2 separate regions of the Homo sapiens genome follow, and region 2 is linked to region 1. A link is an interaction called in ENCODE POLR2A ChIA-PET data of the cell type or tissue named here. Cell type or tissue: PC-3. All regions are shown on one strand. Links, peaks and the distances in the headings refer to the core of each region. The heading gives the core; the rest is flanking DNA. Region 1 holds the start of ATP8B1-AS1 (ATP8B1 antisense RNA 1). Region 2 overlaps NEDD4L (NEDD4 like E3 ubiquitin protein ligase).

Region 1 (10,435 bases), core at 2,438-7,437:
AGGCCGCCGGTCCGGGGTTAGGGCACTTGACGCCGGCGCCGCCATGTTGTCTCCGGGCCACTTCCGCGTTTCTGGCGCGTGGTCTTGCATTTCCTACTTGGTCCTGTTCGTGGCGCCGCGCCTCCGGGTGTTGGGGAGTCCGGGATGATGGGGAATCCGGGGCTCGCCCTAGTCGCGGGGACACCGCCTTCCAGGAGCTGTCCCCAGGCAAACTCACAGACATCTTCAAAGAGCCTTCTTGGACATTCTGCTTTTTGCTCCTCATAACAGGCTTCGGTAAGAGAACAGGCAAACATCACTGCGGGCGCCTCTAGGGCTCGTTTCCCTGTCCCAGTACCGGGAATCGGGGAGGGGTCCAAGCAGAGTTCACTTAGTTAACAAATCAGTGAAGCAGTTGGAAAATCTCAGTTATATTTTAAATGAGATCGAGGGCGGTGACTCACGCCTGTAATCTCAGCACTTTGGGAGGCCGAAGCGGAGGTGGAGGGTCGCTTGAGGCCAGGAGTTCGAGACCAGCCTGGGCAACGTGGTGAGCCACCCCCGCCCCCGCCCCTCTATAAAAAATACAAGAATTAGCCGGGCTTATTGGCATGGGATTGTGGTCCCAGCTACTTAGGAGGCTGAGGTGGGAGGTCGCTTGAGCCATGGAGGTCGAGGCTGCACTGAGCTGTGATCACGCCACTGCACTCCAGCCTGAGGCTACGGAGAGAGACCCTGTCTCTAATTAATAAATAAATTATAGATAGATGATAGATAGATGCAATAAAAAATAAAATTGGCTTGTAAACGGCAAACTAAAAGTGGAAATTATCATTACAATGAAAATATTAATTTGAGGAACCGAAAACTTAACTTTCCTTTTCCTGTAGTTAAGTTTAAGCACTTAGATTTGCTTCAGTGATTCCCAGGCTTCATGATTGCAAGCTGCTTGCTTGTAAGCACCTTGTCTCTCACTAAAAAAAATTACAGTTATTTTAAAGTCCCGCTGGATGCTCATTCTTTAAGGAGGGTGAACAATGGTAACTCCTGTACCGTTAGAGCTCTGAATGAAGCCAGATACGTTCCATAGATCACAGAACTCATTTTCTGGCTTGGTGAGCCTGGTCAAGTTTCTTAACCTTTCTGAGCCACAGATGTTTCAATTATAAAGTGATAATAACCCTTCACTGGGAAGGTTATTGTGAGGATAATATGAGATCAGCTATACCAAAATATGCCTAACATGTACTTGACATCCAGTAAGCTTTCTGAATTAGGATATAAATGGCATTAATGGTTAATCATTGTTATTCTTTTGTTCCATGATATGCATGAATAACAACTTGAAGCCTTCAAACTGCTGAGAGCTGCTTGGTGGACCTCGTCTCTCAATTTGCCCTTCCCACTAAACCTGTCTTCCCCCAACAGTGGGCTTTCTGGTCAGCATTTCAGAATGTCTCAAACCGTAGGTCCTTCCCACAGCCCCAAATCTCAGCAAATGACCAGTCTCTTGCTTCAAGCTATTAAATGGATGCTGTCTGACAGCCCTCCCTTGAAACCTGCAAACTCTCGTGCTTTGGCATCCATCCTTTCCCTCTAGTGCAATGCAAGTCACATCCTCCCTCTGGCTAACCTCTCCACCCATCTTCTGGATTCCCCACACCTCTCCAATCTAATCTTCACACTCCAGCCAGGGCGAACACTTACAAATATAAACACAGTCATTTCATTCTCTATCTAGCAACTTTCCATGGACTTCCTTTTGCTCTCAGGGTTCACCTCAACATCCTTACAGGCTTTCCAGGCTGTGTATGCTCTGGCTTACCACTGCTTCTTATTTTTTTTTTTATTATTTATTTATTTATTTATTTATTGATTGATCATTCTTGGGTGTTTCTCGCAGAGGGGGATTTGGCAGGGTCACAGGACAATAGTGGAGGGAAGGTCAGCAGATAAACAAGTGAACAAAGGTCTCTGGTTTTCCTAGGCAGAGGACCCTGCGGCCTTCCGCAGTGTTTGTGTCCCTGGGTACTTGAGATTAGGGAGTGGTGATGACTCTTAACGAGCATGCTGCCTTCAAGCGTCTGTTTAACAAAGCACATCTTGCACCGCCCTTAATCCATTTAACCCTGAGTGGACACAGCACATGTTTCAGGAGAGCACAGGGTTGGGGGTAAGGTCACAGATCAACAGGATCCCAAGGCAGAAGAATTTTTCTTAGTACAGAACAAAATGAAAAGTCTCCCATGTCTACCTCTTTCTACACAGACACGGCAACCATCCGATTTCTCAATCTTTTCCCCACCTTTCCCCCCTTTCTATTCCACAAAACCGCCATTGTCATCATGGCCCGTTCTCAATGAGCTGTTGGGTACACCTCCCAGACGGGGTGGTGGCCGGGCAGAGGGGCTCCTCACTTCCCATAGGGGCGGCCGGGCAGAGGCGCCCCTCACCTCCCAGACAGGGCGGCTGGCCGGGCGGAGGGCTGACCCCCCCACCTCCCTCCCGGACGGGGCGGCTGGCCGGGCAGAGGGGCTCCTCACTTCCCAGTAGGGGCGGCTGGGCAGAGGCGCCCCTCACCTCCCGGACGGGGTGGCTGGCCGGGCAGGGGGCTGACCCCCCCACCTCTCTCCCGGACGGGGCGGCTGGCCGGGCGGGGGGCTGACCCCCCCACCTCCCTCCCGGACGGGGCGGCTGGCCGGGCAGAGGAGCTCCTCACTTTCCAGTAGGGGCGGCCGGGCAGAGGCGCCCCTCACCTCCCGGATGGGGTGGCTGGCCGGGCAGGGGGCTGACCCCCCCACCTCCCTCCTGGACGGGGTGGCTGCCGGGCGGAGACGCTCCTCACTTCCCAGACGGGGTGGCTGCCGGGCGGAGGGGCTCCTCACTTCCCAGACGGGGTGGCTGCCCGGCGGAGGGGCTCCTCACTTCTCAGACGGGGCAGCTGCTGGGCAGAGGGGCTCCTCACTTCTCAGACAGGGCGGTTGCCAGGCAGAGGGTCTCCTCACTTCTCAGACGGGGCGGCCGGGCAGAGATGCTCCTCACATCCCGGACGGGGCGACAGGGCAGAGGCGCTCCCCACATCTCAGACGATGGGCGGCCGGGCAGAGACGCTCCTCACTTCCTAGATGGGATGGCAGCCGGGCAGAGACGCTCCTCACTTTCCAGACTGGGCAGCCAGGCAGAGGGGCTCCTCACATCCCAGACGATGGGCGGCCAGGCAGAGACGCTCCTCGCTTCCCAGACGGGGTGGCGGCCGGGCAGAGGCTGCAATCTCGGCACTTTGGGAGGCCAAGGCAGGCTGCTGGGAGGTGGAGGTTGTAGCGAGCCGAGATCACGCCACTGCACTCCAGCCTGGGCACCATTGAGCACTGAGTGAAGGAGACTCCGTCTGCAATCCCGGCACCTCGGGAGGCCGAGGCTGGCGGATCACTCGCGGTCAGGAGCTGGAGACCAGCCCGGCCAACACAGCGAAACCCCGTCTCCACCCAAAAAATACGAAAACCAGTCAGGCGTGGCGGCGCGCGCCTGCAATTGCAGGCACTCGGCAGGCTGAGGCAGGAGAATCAGGCAGGGAGGTTGCAGTGAGCCGAGATAGCAGCAGTACAGTCCAGCTTCGGCTCGGCATCAGAGGGAGACCGTGGAAAGAGGGGAGAGGGAGAGAGAGGGAGAGGGAGAGGGAGAGCTGCTTCTTATTTTTATTTATTTTATTTATTTATTATTATTATTTTTTTGAGACGGAGTTTTGCTCTTGTTGCCCAGGCTGGAGTGCAATGGAGCGATCTCAGCTCACCGCAACCTCCGCCTCCTAGCTTCAAGTGATTCTCCTGCCTCAGTCTCCCAAGTAGCTGGGACTACAGGCATGCGCCACCGTGCCCAGCTTATTTTGTATTTTTAGTAGAGACGGGGCTTCTCCATGTTGGTCAGGCTGGTCTTGAACTCTCGACCTCAGGTGATCTGCCTGCCTCGGCTTCCCAAAGTGCTGGGATTACAGGCGTGAACCACCACGCCCGACTATTTTTTATTTGTTCTTTTGAGACAGGGGTGATCCTCCCACCTCAGCCTCAAAAGTAGCTGGGACTTCAGGCACACACCATCACACCTGGCTAATTTTTTTTTTTTTTTTTTTTTGTAGAGACGGGGTTTGGGGGTTTTGCCTTGTTGCCCAGGTTGGTCTCGAACTCCTGGGCTCAAGGGATATGCCCACCTTAACCTCTCAAAGTGTTAGGATTACAGGTGTGAGCCACTGCGCCCAGCCCTATTGCTTTTTAAAGGTACAATTAACTTTAGCCCAGGCTAGCTTTTTCACTGAATTGATCTGGGTACGATGTGGGGTTTGGGATAGCTGTTCAGAAAGGTGAAGACAGAGTCAAAGAGAGAAAAACATTTTCTCTATAGAGGTGGGGAAACTTTCAGAGAGAATTAATTGTGTCCTCTAAAAGCAATGAAGTCCGCTTGGTTAGTTTGAAGAACGATCATGTATCAGTTTATAGGAATTGAGACTTTTTTTTTTTTTTTTGAGATGAAGTCTTTCTCTGTCCCCCAGGCTGGGGTGCAATGGCATGATCTCAGCTCACTGCACCCTCCACCTCCCAGGTTCAAGCAATTCTCCTGTCTCAGCCTCCCAAGTACCTGGGATTACAGGCGCCTGCCACCACGTCTGGCTAATTTTTGTATTTTTAGTAGAGATGGGGTTTCACCATGTTGGACAGGCTGGTCTTGAACTCCTGACCTCAAGTGATCCGCCTGCATTGGTCCCACAAAGTGCTGGGGTTACAGGCGTGAGCCACCATGCCCGGCCGGAGTTGAGGCTCCAAGGGGTCTCGGGGGGTCTCAGAAGCTCAGCTGATGATATCTTAATCAGGTTTGGGTTTTTTTTTTTTTCTGTTAGAACAGGTCATAAAAATACTTTCACCCCAAGCCACAAAATCCTATAAAATAGCTCAGTCTTTGACAAATACAGTGAATATAAAAGAGCTCTTTTGAGTTTCTATTTACTCAAGATGTTTGCAGTGATAAAATCTTGATATAAGTTTTCTAGAATCTTGAACTTTCAAAGCTCCTTTAGAAACAGTCCTTTGTGTTGTTTTTATTAAACTCTTCAATGAACACAAAGTTTTTATGTTGTTCACACAAAATTTAAATAAGGAAGCTGAAGGTAGGTGGGAACCCCCAAATGGATGGTAATAGAAAACCTCCTATAGCATTTCCATAGACTGGTTTATTCATTATGCAGCTTGGCTCAGCAGAACCATTTTATAATGAAACTGCAAGATGACTCCCAGTGGGCAAATCAACCTCTATTCTAAAGGTTGATTCTTGTCAACTGGGAGAATTGATTCCTGATGAGAAATGCTAGACTAAAAAACCCTCCCACATTCACTTCACAAGCCAGATCCAATATCTTTAATCCTCTTATGGAAAAGAAACAAGGAGACATTTCAGGGCTTACAACAGCCTTCCAGAATAATTGCAACAGTCTCACAGCATCAGGGGCCAAAGGAATATTGACATCTTTCCAACTGGAAATCCTAAACCGGTTATCTGGAGTGAGACAATCTATGTCTTAAACTTGGCCAGAGCACCTTGGATTTTTTTTTTTTTTTTTTTTTTTTTTTTTTTTTTGACGGAGTCTTGCTCTGTCCCCCAGGCTGGAGGGCAGTGATGTGATTTTGGCTCACTGCAACCTCCGCCTCCTGGGTTCAAGCGATTCTCCTGCCTCAGCCTCCCCGTAGCTGGGACTACAGGCATGCGCCACCATGCCTGGGTAATATTTTTGTACTTTTAGTAGAGACAGGGTTTCACCATGTTGATCAGGCTGGTCTCCAACTCCTGACCTCAAATGATCCACCCACCTCAGCCTCTCAGCGTGCTGGGATTACAGGCGTGAGCCACCGCGCCAGGCCAGCACCTTGGATTTTAACCACCATCCTAGATCAGGAAGTTTAAATTTCTCTCCATGTTAAAATTTTCCTTTCTCATATTGTTAATACATTACTATTTGATTAATACAAATTACTATTTGTTAATACAAATACATGCTATTTGATTCAGGTTTTGAAGCAAAATTCCTGATAATTTTAAAACTATGAGAGTTATTTCTTTCTATGCATCTTATTGCTGAGGTCATCTTAGCTGATCATTAATTGGACAATATAGTGGTAAATCCATACTGGTCTTTGACTCTGAAAACATTCTTTCAAATTCCATTGGTGCTTTCCACTGTTTTGACACGACTTTAAGATGTTATCCAGACTCTTCTGAGCGCAAAGAATATGTGTCTGCATATAAATGGCCTAACAAAACACACCACTCTGTCTATAGCCATGAACAGGAAGTCCCCATCTCTGGGCACTGCCAGTCACCCAAGAGGACAATGTGAAGAGCTGGGGTTGCTGCTCTAGGGAGAAGCTTGTGGGCTTGGGCGAGTTTCAGTTTGGGAGTCTTTGTGACTTAAGCAGGAAAAATATTAACTCAGATTACTCCCTTTGGCCTAAAAATCATTTCTATTTTTTATTGTTTAATTTTTGAAATAGAAAATGTATTCATATGGTTCAATATTTTTAAAGTATGAAAAGATAATTCAATATTTAAAAGTCTCACTCCTCATAACAACTGTAGTCTCTTTTTTTTTTTTTTTGAGACGGAGCCTCACTGTGTCACCCAGGCTGGAGTGCAGTGGCGTGATCTCGGCTCACTGCAACCTCTGCCTCCCGGGTTCAAGTGATTCTCTGCCTCAGCCTCCCGAGTAGCTGGGATTGCAGGCATCTGCCACCACGTCCGGCTAATTTTTATATTTTTAGTAGAGACGGGGTTTCACCATGTTGGCCAGGCTGGTCTCGAACTCCTGACCTCGTGATCCACCCGCCTCAGCCTCCCAAAGTACTGGGATTACAGGCGTGAGCCACCGCGCCTGCCCTACTAGTCTCTTTTATATCTAGAGATTCTTGTTGAAAATATGACTATATTCCTCTAAATCTACCTCCTTTATTCCTTCCCTTAAAACGGCCTTTTTTTTTTTTTTTAGGCATAAATAATATACAACAGCCTGGGCACTGTGGCTCATGCCTGTAATCCCAGCACTTTGGAAGGCTGAGGTGGGCAGATCGCCTAAGGTCAGGAGTTCAAGACCAGCCTGGCCAACACGGTAAAACCCCATCTCTACTGAAAATACGAAAATTAGCTGGGCATGGTGGCGCATGCCTGTAATCCTAGCTACTCAGGAGGCTGAGGCAGGAGAATCTCTTGAACCTGGGAGGCAGAGGTTGCAGTGAGCCAAGATTGTGCCCCTGCACTCCAGCCTGGGCAACAGAGACCGCATCTCAAAAGGAAAAAAATATATATGACAAAGTGTACACATTTAAAATGTGCAATTTGATATGTTTTAACATATGTGTATACCTGTGAAACCATCACCACAATTGGGGTTAGGGAAAAAATCCATCACCCCAAAAAGTTTTCTTTTTTTTTTTTGAGACAGAGTCTTGCTCTGTTGCCCAGGCTGGAGTGCAGTGGCCTGATCTTGGCTCACTGCAAGCTCCGCTTCCCAGGTTCATGCCATTCTCCTGCCTCAGCCTCCCGATTAGCTAGGACTACAGGCACCCACCACCATGCTCGGCTAATTTTTTGTATTTTTAGTAGAGACGGGGTTTCATCGTGTTAGCCAGATGGTCTCGATCTCCTGACCTCGTGATCCACCGGCCTCAGCCTCCCAAAGTGCTAGGATTACAGGCGTGAGCCACCGCGCCTGGCCTACCAAAAAGTTTTCTCATGTATTTCCCTAGTGACTAATGATGTTGAGCATCTTCTCATGTGCATTTTTGCTTTACCTGTATCTTCTCTGTTGAAGTATCTGTTCAGATCTTTTGTGAGGACAAGGTACGGGGTTCCAGGTAGGGATCCAAGTTCATTTTTTCGCATGTGGATATCAAATGTCCCGGCACCATTTATTGAGATGGCCATCCTTTCTCTACCTCATCGCTTTTGTAACCTTGTTCAATATCAGTTGTCCATTGATGTATGGATTTATTTATGGACTCTATTAGGTTCCATTGATCTATCTGCCCTCTTTAAGCCAATACTATGCTGTTTTGATTGCTATAGCTTTATAACAATTTTCTCTTTTTTGGCCCTAATTTCACATTTATTTTATTTTTAAAATTTTGACTTTTATTATAGACTAAAGGGTATATGTGCAGCTTTGTTGCATGGGTAAATCGCATGACTCTGAGGCTTGAGGTCCCAGCGATCCTGTCCCCCAGGCAGTCAGCATAGTACTTAACTAGTCGTTCTTCAGCCCATGCTGGTAACAACTTTCAAAATCAAGTAGTGTTCTTCCTCCAACTTTGTTTTTCTTCTGCAGAGTTATTTTGGCTATTTTAGGTCCTTTGCATTTCCAGATGAATTTTAGAATCAGCTTATCAATTTTTACCAAAAAAAGAATCTCATGGGATTTCAATTGGAATTGCATTGACTCTACACATCAATTTAATTGCCTCCTCTTGTTTCTTTTTTATATGAAAGGTTGTCCCCATACACACAGTTCTGCACCTGGCTCTTCACACTCCACAATGAATGGAGATCTTTCATTCTTCTCCCTTAGCTCCCATTATAGTTTCATTGTATCCTTTTGTTGGGATGGAACTTATTTCATTTAACTGTAGTGAAACTGATGGATTGCTAGCTTACTGCTGATATTTTGCTATTACAAACAGTGCTGCAGTATAATCACTGTACGTGTCATTTCCCTTGTGGGCAAATATATCTGCAGGATGAATTTGAGAAGTGTGATTGCCAGGTCAAAGGGAATATACATTTAACATTTTACTGGCAAGGGCCAGGTGCGGTGGCTCACGCCTGTAATCCCAGCATTTTGGGAGGCTGAGGCGAGCGGATCACAAGGTCAGGAGATTGAGACCATCCTGGCTAACACGGTGAAACCCCATCTCTACTAAAAAAATATACAAAAAATTAGCCGAGTGTGGTGGCACCCGCCTGTAGTCCCAGCTACTCGGGAGGCTGAGGCAGGAGAATAGCTTGAACCTGGGGGGCAGAGGTTGCAGTGAGCTGAGACTGCGCCACTGCACTCCAGCCTAGGTGACAGAGCTAAACTCCATCTCAAAAAAAAAAAATTAATGGTTATGGCTAAATCCTTTCCTAGAGTTTCATAATTTATATACTTTTCATTAATACATTAGAAGGCTTGTTTTGCCATAGCCTTAACAGTGCATTACCAAACTTTCTTGTTTTTGCCAAATTAATAGGTGAAGATGGCCTATCAAAATCATTTTGATTTTCACTTCTTTATTTCAGGTAAGTTTAAACATTGTTTCATGTGTTGAAGAGCCATTTGTATTTCTTTCTTTTTTTTTTTTTTTTTTTTGAGATGGAGTCTCGCTCTGTTGCCTGGGCTGGAGTGTAGTGGCGCAATCTCAGCTCACTGCAAGCTCCGCCTTCCGGGTTCACGCGATTCTCCTGCCTCAGCCTCCCGAGTAGCTGGGACTACAGGCACCCGCCACCACACCTTGACAGGGTTTCACCGTGTTAGCCAGGATGGTCTCGATTTCCTGACCTCGTGATCCGCCTGCCTCAGCCTCCCAAAGTGCTGGGATTACAGGCGTGAGCCACCGCGCCCAGCTGTATTTCTTTTTTTGAGACAGAGTCTGGCTCTGTTTCCCAGGCTGGAGTGCAGTGGTGCAATCTCAAATCACTGCAACCTCCGCCTCCTAGGTTCAAGTGATTCTCCTGCCTCAGCCTCCCTCGTAGCTGGCACTATAGTTATACACCCAGCTAATTTTTGTATTTTTAATGGAGACAGGGTTTCACCATGTTGGCCTGGCTGGTCTCAAACTCCTGGCCTCAAGTGATACGCCCACCCTGGCCTTCCAAAGTGCTGGGATTACAGGGATGAGCCACCGCACCCCGCCCCATTGTATTTCCTTTTTTCTGACTTTTTGTTTTCACAACCTTGGCTGCTATGGTCTGAAGGTTTGTGCCCCCTTAAAATTCATATGCTGAAATCCTAACCTCCAAGGTGATACTAGGAGGTGGAGACATTCAGAGGTGATTAAATCAGGAGGGATTATGTCTTTATAAAATAGTCCTGAAGGAGCTTGTTGGCCCCTTCCACCACGTAAAGACACAGTCAGAAGGCACCATTTGTGAACCAGAAAGCATTTCCTCAGTAGGCACCAAATCTGTCAGCCCCTTGACCTAAGAGTTCCTAGCTTCTGCCAGAACTGTGAGAAAAAATTTCTGTTGCTTATATAAACCACGCAGTTTGTGGTATTTTGTCATAGCAGCCTGAACTAAGACTCGCACACTTTTTCTCCATTTTGCCATCTTTGCTTATACCTTTTTTCTTTTTCTTTTTTTTTTTTTTGCCATAATGGAGGTTTTAAAAATATTTATGCATTTGAAATTACTAGCCTTTCCTTTGAGGCTTTAGATTTTTAGTCTT
Region 2 (10,435 bases), core at 2,391-7,390, 490 kb after region 1:
TAAAATAAAATATAAAAGTCTAGTGAGCCCTGGAGTGGTGTTTGCCTTGCTACCTCCAACTTGCCCTTTTTAAGAGACTTAAAATTTGTGGTAACTTTTCACATGATGTGTATTTAGATACTGCTGAGTTAATGAGGCTGCTATACCTGGCTGATTTATTGTTTGCTTTCAAAGCAGTTGTCAAGTGGTGTCCACCCATCCCACTGATGGATTTTTTTTCTTTTTTCTTTTTCTTTTTTTTTTGAGACAGAGTCTTGCTCTGTTGCCCAGACTGGAGTGCAATGGCATGATCTCGGCTCACTGCAGTGTCTGCCTCCCAAGTTCAAGCAATTCTCCTGCCTCAGCCCCCTGAGTAGGGATTACAGGTGTGTGCCACCACGCCTGGCTCATTTTTGTATTTTTAGCAGAGATGGAGTTTCACCATGATGGCCAGGCTAGTCTCGAACTCCTGACCTCAAGTGATCCACCCACTTCAGCCCCCCAGAGTGCTGGGATTACAGGTGTGAGCCACTGCACCTGGCCCCACTGACTGTTTATATCTGTTATACTGTTCTTGCCTCTGTGCCTTTTGGGTTCCCTGTCATGGCAGCATCCTTACATCCTCCACCACCTCTGAATGTTCCCGCACCTTCTCTTTCTAATGGAAGCCTGGCTGGCCCTTGAAGACACCGCCAACCCTGCTGGTCTCTTCACAGAGTATCCACCCAGCAACCTGGCCTGTCCATTCTTGACTTCTTCTGGTCCAGCTGCCTTTCTGTACCTCATTTTAGTGACCCTTTTTAGATCTCGTCCAGGTTAGCCTCTAGAACCCTGATCTCAGGCACCCCACTCTGCGATCTTCCGTTCCCAGCCTTCCCACTTGAAATCGTCTTGGAAATCCCGGGCTTTGCCAATCTGTGGACCCACCACCTTTTCACCCCCTTTCCGGTGCCCTCAGGGGACTTTGCTGTAGCCTGAACCTCATGGTCCCTTCCTGTAAACAGCCAAACTGCTTTGTACTCCCTGAGGAGACCCCCGCCCCGGTTGGACACCCCACCCTGGTTAAACCCACTTTCACAATTATTCCAAAACTGCCAACTGGACTTGCATCTCTTCAGATCGGCTGTCATCACTCATTGTATCAGGAATCTTATTACACTTTTGCAGCAGTTTCATCGGTTCAGAGAAAACTCTTTCATACCTTCTGCTCATCAGTTCTCCACACCTCCCATCATTCTCCTAGCTGATGACTTTGCTGCTTGTCTCATTGAGGAAAGAAGCCGTTCAGTCAGTGAGACCCCCTGTCTCGCCTCCACCTTTCCACCTGCTGCCGCGGAGGCTTCCCCAGCTCCTGTCTCACTCAGGCCCCTTGCCACTCTCAAGGCATCTTCTTCCTGCTTCCCAAGGATGTCACTCCTGCAGTTAACCCTTTTTCCTCCTGCATTATTCGTTTCTTCCTTTCTTCCGCATCCTTCCAAATAGCGTAAAAACAGGCCTTATGACGTTTCTCTTTAAAAATGTCCTTACCAGTGCCACGTCCCTCTTGGCCACTGCCCCTGTTGTGCCTCACTCCGTAGAAAGAAGTGACCTGTAGAGACTATATCCTGCCCTCTCCAGCGCCTGCCTTCCGATTGCCCCTTCCAGTCTAGTAACTGTGTCCATTCCTTCTCCAATGACCGGGTGACAAGCTGTCCCTTCTGAGAGTGCCAGAGGGTGTTCCCCGGGTGGGAGGCCGGATGTCAGTGCCAGCTGTGCTGTCCTGGGTGAGCCTGTGAGGGACCACATCTGGTCAGACTCGTGCATGGCCTGCCCTCATCTTCCTCCGCCTGCGGTGCCTTTGAGAGCATTGACTCCACTAAGCCCGATTTCTGTGTGGCATGTTGTCTGTTCCTCCCCGGCCTCCTCGATGGCTCCTCCTTGGTCTCCCTCTGGCTACTCCTCTGCTTCTCCGCCTCCAAGTGCTGCTCCAAGTGCCTTCTGTGCTCTGTCTCCATCCATCCCAAACCTTCCAACACTCTCTGTAAGTGGAATCTCACCTTGAGGCTGCCAGCCCAGCCTCCTCACCTCTGTGCTCCATCTTTAGAGAGTCACCTCTCTGTCTGGCATTCCCACTTGAGGACCAAGATGATTCTCAACCTTAACGTGGCCCACATGGAGCCGCTGCTCTTCCTGCCCAGATCTGCCTTCACCACCACATCCTGCCCACTGTCACTAAACGGCACCAGCTCTTACCTGGTTTCTCAGTAAAAAAACAAGTTTATCATCTTCCCTCACATACTTTATTCAATAATAATCACTAACATTTATTGAGTGCTTCCTATGTGCCTGACACCATTCTAAGCATTTGAAGAAGAGTGTATTAACCTGCATGAGGAAGGCTATTAAAACCTATGTAATTAATTAATTAATGGATGGATGTGTGGATGAATGAATGGCAGGGTCTTACACTGTCACCCAAGCTGGAGTGCAGTGGTCCAATCATAGCTCACTGCAGCGTCAGACTCCTGGGTTCAGGCAGTCCTCCCACCTCACCCTTTTGAGTAGCTGGGACTACAGGTGCTTGCCACCAGCTAATTTATTAAAAAACATTTTGAGAGATGGGGTTTCATGATGTTGCCAAAGCTGGTCTCGAACTCATGGCCTCAAGCGATCCTCCCACTTTGACTTATAGATTGTGGGGATTAGAGGTGTGAGGCATCGCGCCTGGCCTGTAATAACCTATTTGTGAATGAGAAAGGTCAGGCACAGAGAAGTTAAATAATTTGCTCACAGAAATTTCCTGTGTTGCAGCTGAGATTTAAATCCAAGCAATGTGTTTCTAAGCCTGGGCTCTTAACTGTAACACTGTCCTCTTCCCCCCACCAGGAGGGTGTGTGTGTGTGTGTGTGTGTGTGTGTGTTTCTGAATCTGACCAGTTGAGGCAGGCTTTCATGTCATTCTCTCTGGCCACCCCCTTCTTTGTTCACCTCCAGTCTTTGGAATAGTCAGAGCGATGTGTTCATGGTAGAAATGAAATCACATCAGGTCCTCAGTGGCCCATCACATTTAGAACTAAAGCTCACTCTTGCCTCATGCCTCTGAGCCCTTATATGATCTCGAGTCACCACCCCACTGCCAGCCTCTCCACTCTCTTCTCTGTGCCTCATGCAGCCCAGGAAATATAATTTGGACCGCAAATGCCAGCCACCTATGTACGGTAACTTTTCTAGTAGTCACATTAAAAAGAAAACAGGTGAAATGAATTTTAATGCATTTTAGTTAACTCATGATATCAAAAATATTTCAACATGTAATCAGTATTCACACAAAGATTAATCAAGTATTTAACAGTCTTTTCTTTTGATCCGGGGTCTTGGAAGTTTGACCTACCACCTCTCAATTTAGCCAGCCACATCTCCAGTACTTGGCAGCTGTTTGTGGCTACCTCATGGACAGGGCAGGTCCCGCCACCCGGGCATCCGTCTGCCTGGCGCACGCACCAAACGGGTTCCAGTCTGGGGAAGTTGGCATCTGCTGTTGTTACTTTTGGTCAGAACGCCCTTCGCCTGCATCCTCACGGGGCTGACTCCCTTTAGCCTTGAAGGGGACCGTTGCTCCGAGAGGCCTGAACACTCCAGCTGCAGCTTTCTCCCCAGTCATTATTGAGATCAAATTCACATCTCTTACAATTCACCCATTTAATGGGTGATGCAATGCGGTGGCTTTTAGTATATTCACACACATGTGCAGACATCACCATAGCCAATTTTAGAAAATTTTCATCAGCTGAAAGAGAAACCTTGTATCCTTTAGCTATGACTTTGTGATTCCCTGTTCCCCTGAGCCCCTGGAGAACCCTATCTTTCTGTCTCTGTAGGTGTGCTGATTCTGAATATTTTGCATAAACGGAATCATACTAGGGGGTCTTTTGCTTGGGACCCCTTTCACGTGGCGTGTTTCCACGGCCCATCCCGTGTGATAGCATGCATCAGTACTTCATTCCTTTTTATGGCAGATAATAGCCCATTGTATGGATATACCACCTGTTTTTTTAAAAAGTCCATTCATCAATTCATGAGCATTTGGTTTGTTTCTACTTTTTGGTAGAATGATGCTGCCATGAACACTTGTGTGCAGGTTTTTGTGTGGACATAGACTTAGGAATGGAATAACCATGGAGTTACGGTAACTCTACATTTAAGCATTTGAGAAGCTGCTGGCCTGTTTTTCATCTGCACCATTTGCATTCCCACCAGCATCAAGTGGGAGCTCCAGTCTCTCCATATCCTCCCCAGCAGTCGGTTACCCTTTTCTGTTGCCTCTGTAGCACTTTCTAAACATAAAATTAGCTTATTTCTTTGCAGGTGTCTATTGCACCCCCCAGGAATGTCAGTTCCCTGCAGACTCTCACTCTGCCTTGGCACCCGCACCCCAGCACCCAGGGGTGAGGTGCCTGCCTGGGCAGCCCTGTCCTCACCTGGGGTTGACTGACCAGAGAACCCTTGCGATTCTCTCTCTGGGTTTCTGTCTGCATTCCTGTCGGGATAGGTGAGACTGGGGTGACGGCTGCTCGCGGCTTGGTCACCTTCTTCTCTGCTTACCTGTTCATGCTCTCTTGCTTTTCTCTGATAGCAAACCCCGTCTCCTGTCATCCTCCCTCCTGGCGGACCAGAGCTATACTGGCCCATAAAGGAGTGCTGGCCACACCAGGCTAGATTCCAGTTGAGCTTAAATAAAACAAATAGAAAGGTCCTCCGTGGTATTAGCCATATTGTAGGTGCTCCGTAGACACATGCGGCTAGTGGCTGCCCACAGGACGCTGCAGATGTGGACGTCCCCGTCATCACAGGACGACATTCTGTGGGCAGCGCTGTATTTGTTTACAAACACAATTCTTTGGCTGTGTGAAGGTTCAGGATGATACCTTTGCCATTATGATTCATTTATTCATTTCAGGCTGGACACGGTGGCCCACACCTGTAATCTCCACACTGGGAGGCCGAGGCGGGAAGATCGCTTGAGGCCAGGAGTTTGGGACCAGCCTGGGCAACATGGCGAAACCTCACCTTTATTTAAAAAAAAAAAAATCGGCCGGGTGCGGTGGCTCACACCTGTGATCCCAGCACTTTGGGAGGCCGAGGCAGGCGGATCACGAGGTCAGGAGATTGAGACCATCCTGGCCTAACACAGTGAAACCCCATCTCTACTAAAAAATACCAAAAATTAGCTGGGCGTGGTGGCAGGTGCTTGTAGTCCCAGCTACTCAGGAGGCTGAGGCAGGAGAATGGTGTGAACACGGGAGGCGGAGTTTGCAGTGAGCGGACATAGTGCCACTGCACTCCAGCCTGGGCCACAGAGTGAGACTCCGTCTCAAAAAAAAAAAAAAAAAAAGAATCAACATTTATTTATTTATTATTTATTTTTTTGAGACAGAGTCCTGCTTTGTCACCGAGGCTGGCACGATCTTGGCTCACTGCAAACCCCACCTCCCAGTTCAAGTGATTCTTGTGCCTCAGCCCAGTGCCACCATGCCCGGCTAATTTTTTTGTTTTGTTTTGTTTTGTTTTGCTTTGCTTTCCTTTGTTTTGTTTTGTTTGAGACAGGGTCTCACTCTGTCGCCCAGGCTGGAGTGCGATGGCACGATCTCGGCTCACTGCAACCTCCACCTCCTGGGTTCTAGTGATTCTCCTGCCTCAGCCTCCCAAGTGGCTGGGACTACAGGCTCCCGCCACTGCACCCGGCTCATTTTTGTATTTTTAGTAGAGATGGGGTTTCACCACATTGGCCAGGCTGGTCTCTAACTCCTGGCCTCAGGTGATCCACCCGCCTCGGCCTCCCAGCGTGCTCATTTATTTATTTTAGCATCCCTTCTTGTGCCTGGTTGTAAAGTTCTTCTTATCCCAGGAAACTTAATAGGTCAAAGAACCCTCCCCTTGAGGCAGTTTGGATGGGGCTGGCTGGGAATTGGTATGTCCAGCTGCCCATATCGTGGCCTCTGAGTCAATTATACAGGCATCTCGGCAACTTGAAGTTTTGAGTCCCAAAACAACAGATTCCATAGCATAAACAGTGCAACGTAAATCCTGTCCCTTGTCCCTCTTCCATTGGATACCCTTGTTTATGTTCTCTCTGGCAACTGCCTGTAGCAGGGACGGATGCTGGAAATCCTGGCGGGGCCACGTCTTCTGTGCTTTGTAGGCAGCTATGGCTGGATGGTGCTTGCTGTTTCTGTGTGTAAATGTTGGGATTTTTAAAAGCCCTTCCCCGCTTAATGCGTTGTGGTTGAGCAGCACATTTAAATGCCTGAAGTGTAAGATGAAGTCTCTTGGATGTAGAGGGCAGTGGTGGTTTTTATTTTTCCTGGTTGAACTTGGCCTTTGGATTGCTGACTGCGAGCTCACGGTACTGTTAATGATTTTCTACCTACAGTCACCTGCTGTGCTGAGCACATCAAATACAGTGCGGTTAGTTCCAAGCTATGAAGCGCCTGTCACGCATGTATAACAGGCAGACCTCATTAGGAGGGGGCCTTGCATAGGGGTCACATTTTCCAGCATTTGTTTTCAAAATGGAAATCCAGATCACGCATTTGAGATTAAAATAAAAAAAGCGGCCTGTGCTTTATCATTTTCTTTAACTTACATGCCTGCTGGTCCAGCCCAGATTGCTGATAGAGGAAGCCCTGAGAAAGTTGCCCAGCCAGTTGCCCGTGCTTCAAGACACAAAGGGCTGACTGAGGCATCCGTGCCTACCCTTGGCTGCTGCTGCTCAGCCTGCTTGCATCTCGTCTGTTTTCAGTTATCAGTGGTGTGAGAAAAACACAACGGTGGATTCAGAAGGAGAAACCAAGTCATCTGCATTTGGCCTCAGTGTGTGGACTGTCCTGAAATTTGAGTACAGATGTGTTCATGTCCTGGGATTAGATAAAAAGAGAGGAAACACACAGTGAATTCTTATGGTCTGTCATTTCAGTTGGCCATCTTCTGCCCCTCTGTTCTGGAAGCTTCTCCACTAAAATAGAGCACCCAACTTGGTTTTCTACTTGCTTTCTGGCCCATCTTGAGTTGGAGGAATCATGTGTTTCAGAACTCTTGCTGGTGGTGGGTGGGAGATCAACAAATGATTTCATTAAGCTGTGTGTTCTTAATAAACTTTGGGAAGATTTGTCGCAGAGAAACTCAGATAGGGACCTTGTGATCTCAGCAGTCATGGGTTTATCTTGTCCACACGCGTGGCTTCATTGGGATTTGGTTGGTTGCGATCCAGCAGAACTGTGGCGGTGTTGGGCTCTGTTGGGGTTTGGTTGTGAGCGGAACTGTGGTGTTGGGCTCTGTTGGGGTTTGGTTGACTGTGATCTAGTGGAACTGTGGTGGTGTTGGGCTCTGTTGGGGTTTGGTTGACTGTGATCTAGTGGAACTGTGGCTGTGTTGGGCTCTGGAGTTTGGTTGTGATCTAGTGGAACTGTGGCGGTGTTGGGCTCTGTTGGGGTTTGGTTGACTGTGATCTAGTGGAACTGTGGCGGTGTTGGGCTCTGTTGGGGTTTGGTTGACTGTGATCTAGTTGAACTGTGGCTATGTTGGGCTCTGTTGGAATATGGCTGTGATCTAGTGGAACTGTGGCGGTGTTGGGCTCTGTTGGGGTTTGGTTGACTGTGATCTAGCGGAACTGTGGCTGTGTTGGGCTCTGTTGGAATTTGGCTGTGATCTAGCGGAACTGTGGCGGTGTTGGGCTCTGTTGGGGTTTGGTTGACTGTGATCTAGTGGAACTGTGGCTGTGTTGGGCTCTGGAGTTTGGTTGTGATCTAGTGGAACTGTGGCAGTGTTGGGCTCTGTTGGGGTTTGGTTGTGAGTGGAACTGTGGTGTCGGGCTCTGTTGGGGTTTGGTTGACTGTGATCTAGCGGAACTGTGGCTGTGTTGGGCTCTGTTGGGGTTTGGTTGACTGTGATCTAGCGGAACTGTGGCTGTGTTGGGCTCTGTTGGGGTTTGGTTGTGATCTAGCGGAACTGTGGCGGTGTTGGGCTCTGTTGGGGTTTGGTTGTGATCTAGCGGAACTGTGGCGGTGTTGGGCTCTGTTGGGGTTTGGTTGTGATCTAGCGGAACTGTGGCGGTGTTGGGCTCTGTTGGGGTTTGGTTGACTGTGATCTAGCAGAACTGTGGCGGTGTTGGGCTCTGTTGGGGTTTGGTTGACTGTGATCTAGCAGAACAGTGGCGGTGTTGGGCTCTGTTGGGGTTTGGCTGTGATCTAGTGGAACTGTGGCAGTGTTGGGCTCTGGATTTGGTTGGTTGTGATCTAGCGGAACTGTGGCAGTGTTGGGCTCTGGATTTGGTTGGTTGTGATCTAGCAGAACTGTGGTAGTGTTGGCCTTTGTTGGGATTTGGTTGGTTGTGATCTAGTGGAACTGTGGTGGTGTTGGGCTCTGTTGGGGTTTGGTTGTGATCTAGCGGAACTGTGGTGGTGTTGGGCTCTGTTGGGGTTTGGTTGTGATCTAGCAGAACTGTGGTGGTGTTGGGCTCTGTTGGGGTTTGGTTGACTGTGATCTAGCAGAACAGTGGCGGTGTTGGGCTCTGTTGGGGTTTGGCTGTGATCTAGTGGAACTGTGGCAGTGTTGGGCTCTGGATTTGGTTGGTTGTGATCTAGCGGAACTGTGGCAGTGTTGGGCTCTGGATTTGGTTGGTTGTGATCTAGCGGAACTGTGGTAGTGTTGGCCTTTGTTGGGATTTGGTTGGTTGTGATCTAGCGGAACTGTGGTGGTGTTGGGCTCTGTTGGGGTTTGGTTGTGATCTAGTGGAACTGTGGCGGTGTTGGGCTCTGTGGGTTTGGTTGTGATCTAGCAGAACAGTGGCGGTTTTGGGCTCTGTTGGGATTTGCCTCTGATCTAGCAGAACTGTGGTGGTGTTGGGCTCTGTTGGGGTTTGGTTGTGATCTAGCGGAACTGTGGTGGTGTTGGGCTCTCTTGGGGTTTGGTTGTGATCTAGCAGAACTGTGGTGGTGTTGGGCTCTGTTGGGGTTTGGCTGTGATCTAGTGGAACTGTGGTGGTGTTGGGCTCTGTTGGGGTTTGGTTGTGATCTAGCAGAACTGTGGCGGTTTTGGGCTCTGTTGGATTTGGTTGGTTGTGATCTAGTGGAACTGTGGCAGTGTTGGCCTTTGTTGGAATTTGGTTGGTTGTGATCTAGCTGAACTGTGATGGTGTTGAGCTCTGTTGGGGTTTGGTTGTGATCTAGTGGAACTGTGGCAGTGTTGGGCTCTGTTGGGGTTTGGTTGTGATCTAGTTGAACTGTGGTGGTGGATCCCAGGAGCTGCTGCTGCTTGTGCGCTTCAAAGTTGGATTTTGTGTTTTTTTGTGTGCAGATGCTTCTTGGAATCTTGCGTTGCTGTATGCCTGTATACCTGGAAAGTTGTGGGAAGAACAGTTTAGGATTTTGAACCAATTTTCTCAACAAGTTTGATTATTTCATTTGAGACATGTTCTGATGTAAATATATTCTGAAAAGGTGAGATCAAACATCCACTTTTTACTCTAAAGCAGGTCCCCTTGCTCCTCTCTGCTAGTGCATTCTCTTTCCTTTACAGCTCCTTCTCCTTTCTGAAGCAGGAATTAAGCTGAAGTAACTCAGAAAGTGCCAGCGTTAACCCCAGGGGACAGAAACCACAGACCCAGGGCTGAGGGATTGAGTTTTTAATTTCCATTATTCTCCATCAGTGCGTTCAGTCTTTTGAACTTACCCTGACTGGTATTATCACTTGAAAGTTGTTGTTATTGTTGTTTTGATGGTAGTGGTGGTGGTTTTTTGCCACCCACAGGAGAGAGGGGATTAGAAGAAAAAGACCAATGGAGTTTCCTTGGGATTAATTAAATGTGGGGCTGCCACACAGGAATGGGTCCAAGGGCTGCTGTATTTAAATAACTTACTTATTTTGCAGAGGTGAATTTAACCTAACATGTACTACAGTGATGGAGTAAACCTTTTCCTGTTTGGAATATCACAAAAGGTACTTCAATAATTGCGGATCTTCCTTTGAACCCTCCTATTGTCAGATGGGGTAGTGGTACAGTTCCTTGTTCCAGAATGCTCTTAGCAAGTTGATTAATCTGTCACATACCCCAGTTTCCTCATTCACAAGGTGGCATAATAATAGGACATAGAGTTGCCGTGAAGTTTAATGAGTTAATGAATGTATGATGCTTGGCAAATGGTAGGGGCTCAAGCCAACCCTCGTTGTCTTACTGAGCTTAGTGGGCCTTGGACCTGCTGAGGACTTTGAACTGAGCATTCCGTGTTATTCTCTTTTTTGTTTTTTTAAGGGGATGAGAGTGTGTGTGATAGAGTTCATGACAATATTTTGTTTAAGAAAATTGTCAAAACAAAGTTCAAATGCAATGGATGGAAAGTGATTTTTAACATGTAGGGTAACTAGAGATTTGAGATCAGACAAATCGATTAGGAGATCACCAAACCCAAACAGAGAATGTGAGT

Evidence for each region. Peaks named below come from ENCODE experiments on the same cell type or tissue, not always from the same donor. Only the 100,000 strongest peaks of a DNase experiment are listed, where the experiment ranks them.
Region 2: POLR2A ChIA-PET joins it to region 1 with 8 read pairs; 3 of 35 experiments call an interaction of 5 or more read pairs at or near these places.

Annotation. Positions count from the first base shown.
Region 1 is chr18:57,630,243-57,640,677 of GRCh38, forward strand. It overlaps ATP8B1-AS1 (ATP8B1 antisense RNA 1), which reads left to right and starts at 89. Exons shown (of 3, transcript NR_164148.1): 1 at 89-276. RefSeq lists enhancers at 1-337, 1-350, 2,628-3,476. In PC-3, for the core only: no CTCF peak of the experiment used is centred there; no DNase peak of the experiment used is centred there; H3K4me3 peaks cover 538 bases; H3K27ac peaks cover 2,256 bases.
Region 2 is chr18:58,122,511-58,132,945 of GRCh38, forward strand. The region is part of intron 1 of NEDD4L (NEDD4 like E3 ubiquitin protein ligase); the gene reads left to right. Among named protein-coding and RNA genes, the nearest start is that of NEDD4L, 84 kb to the left of the region's middle. RefSeq lists an enhancer at 3,429-3,928. In PC-3, for the core only: no CTCF peak of the experiment used is centred there; no DNase peak of the experiment used is centred there.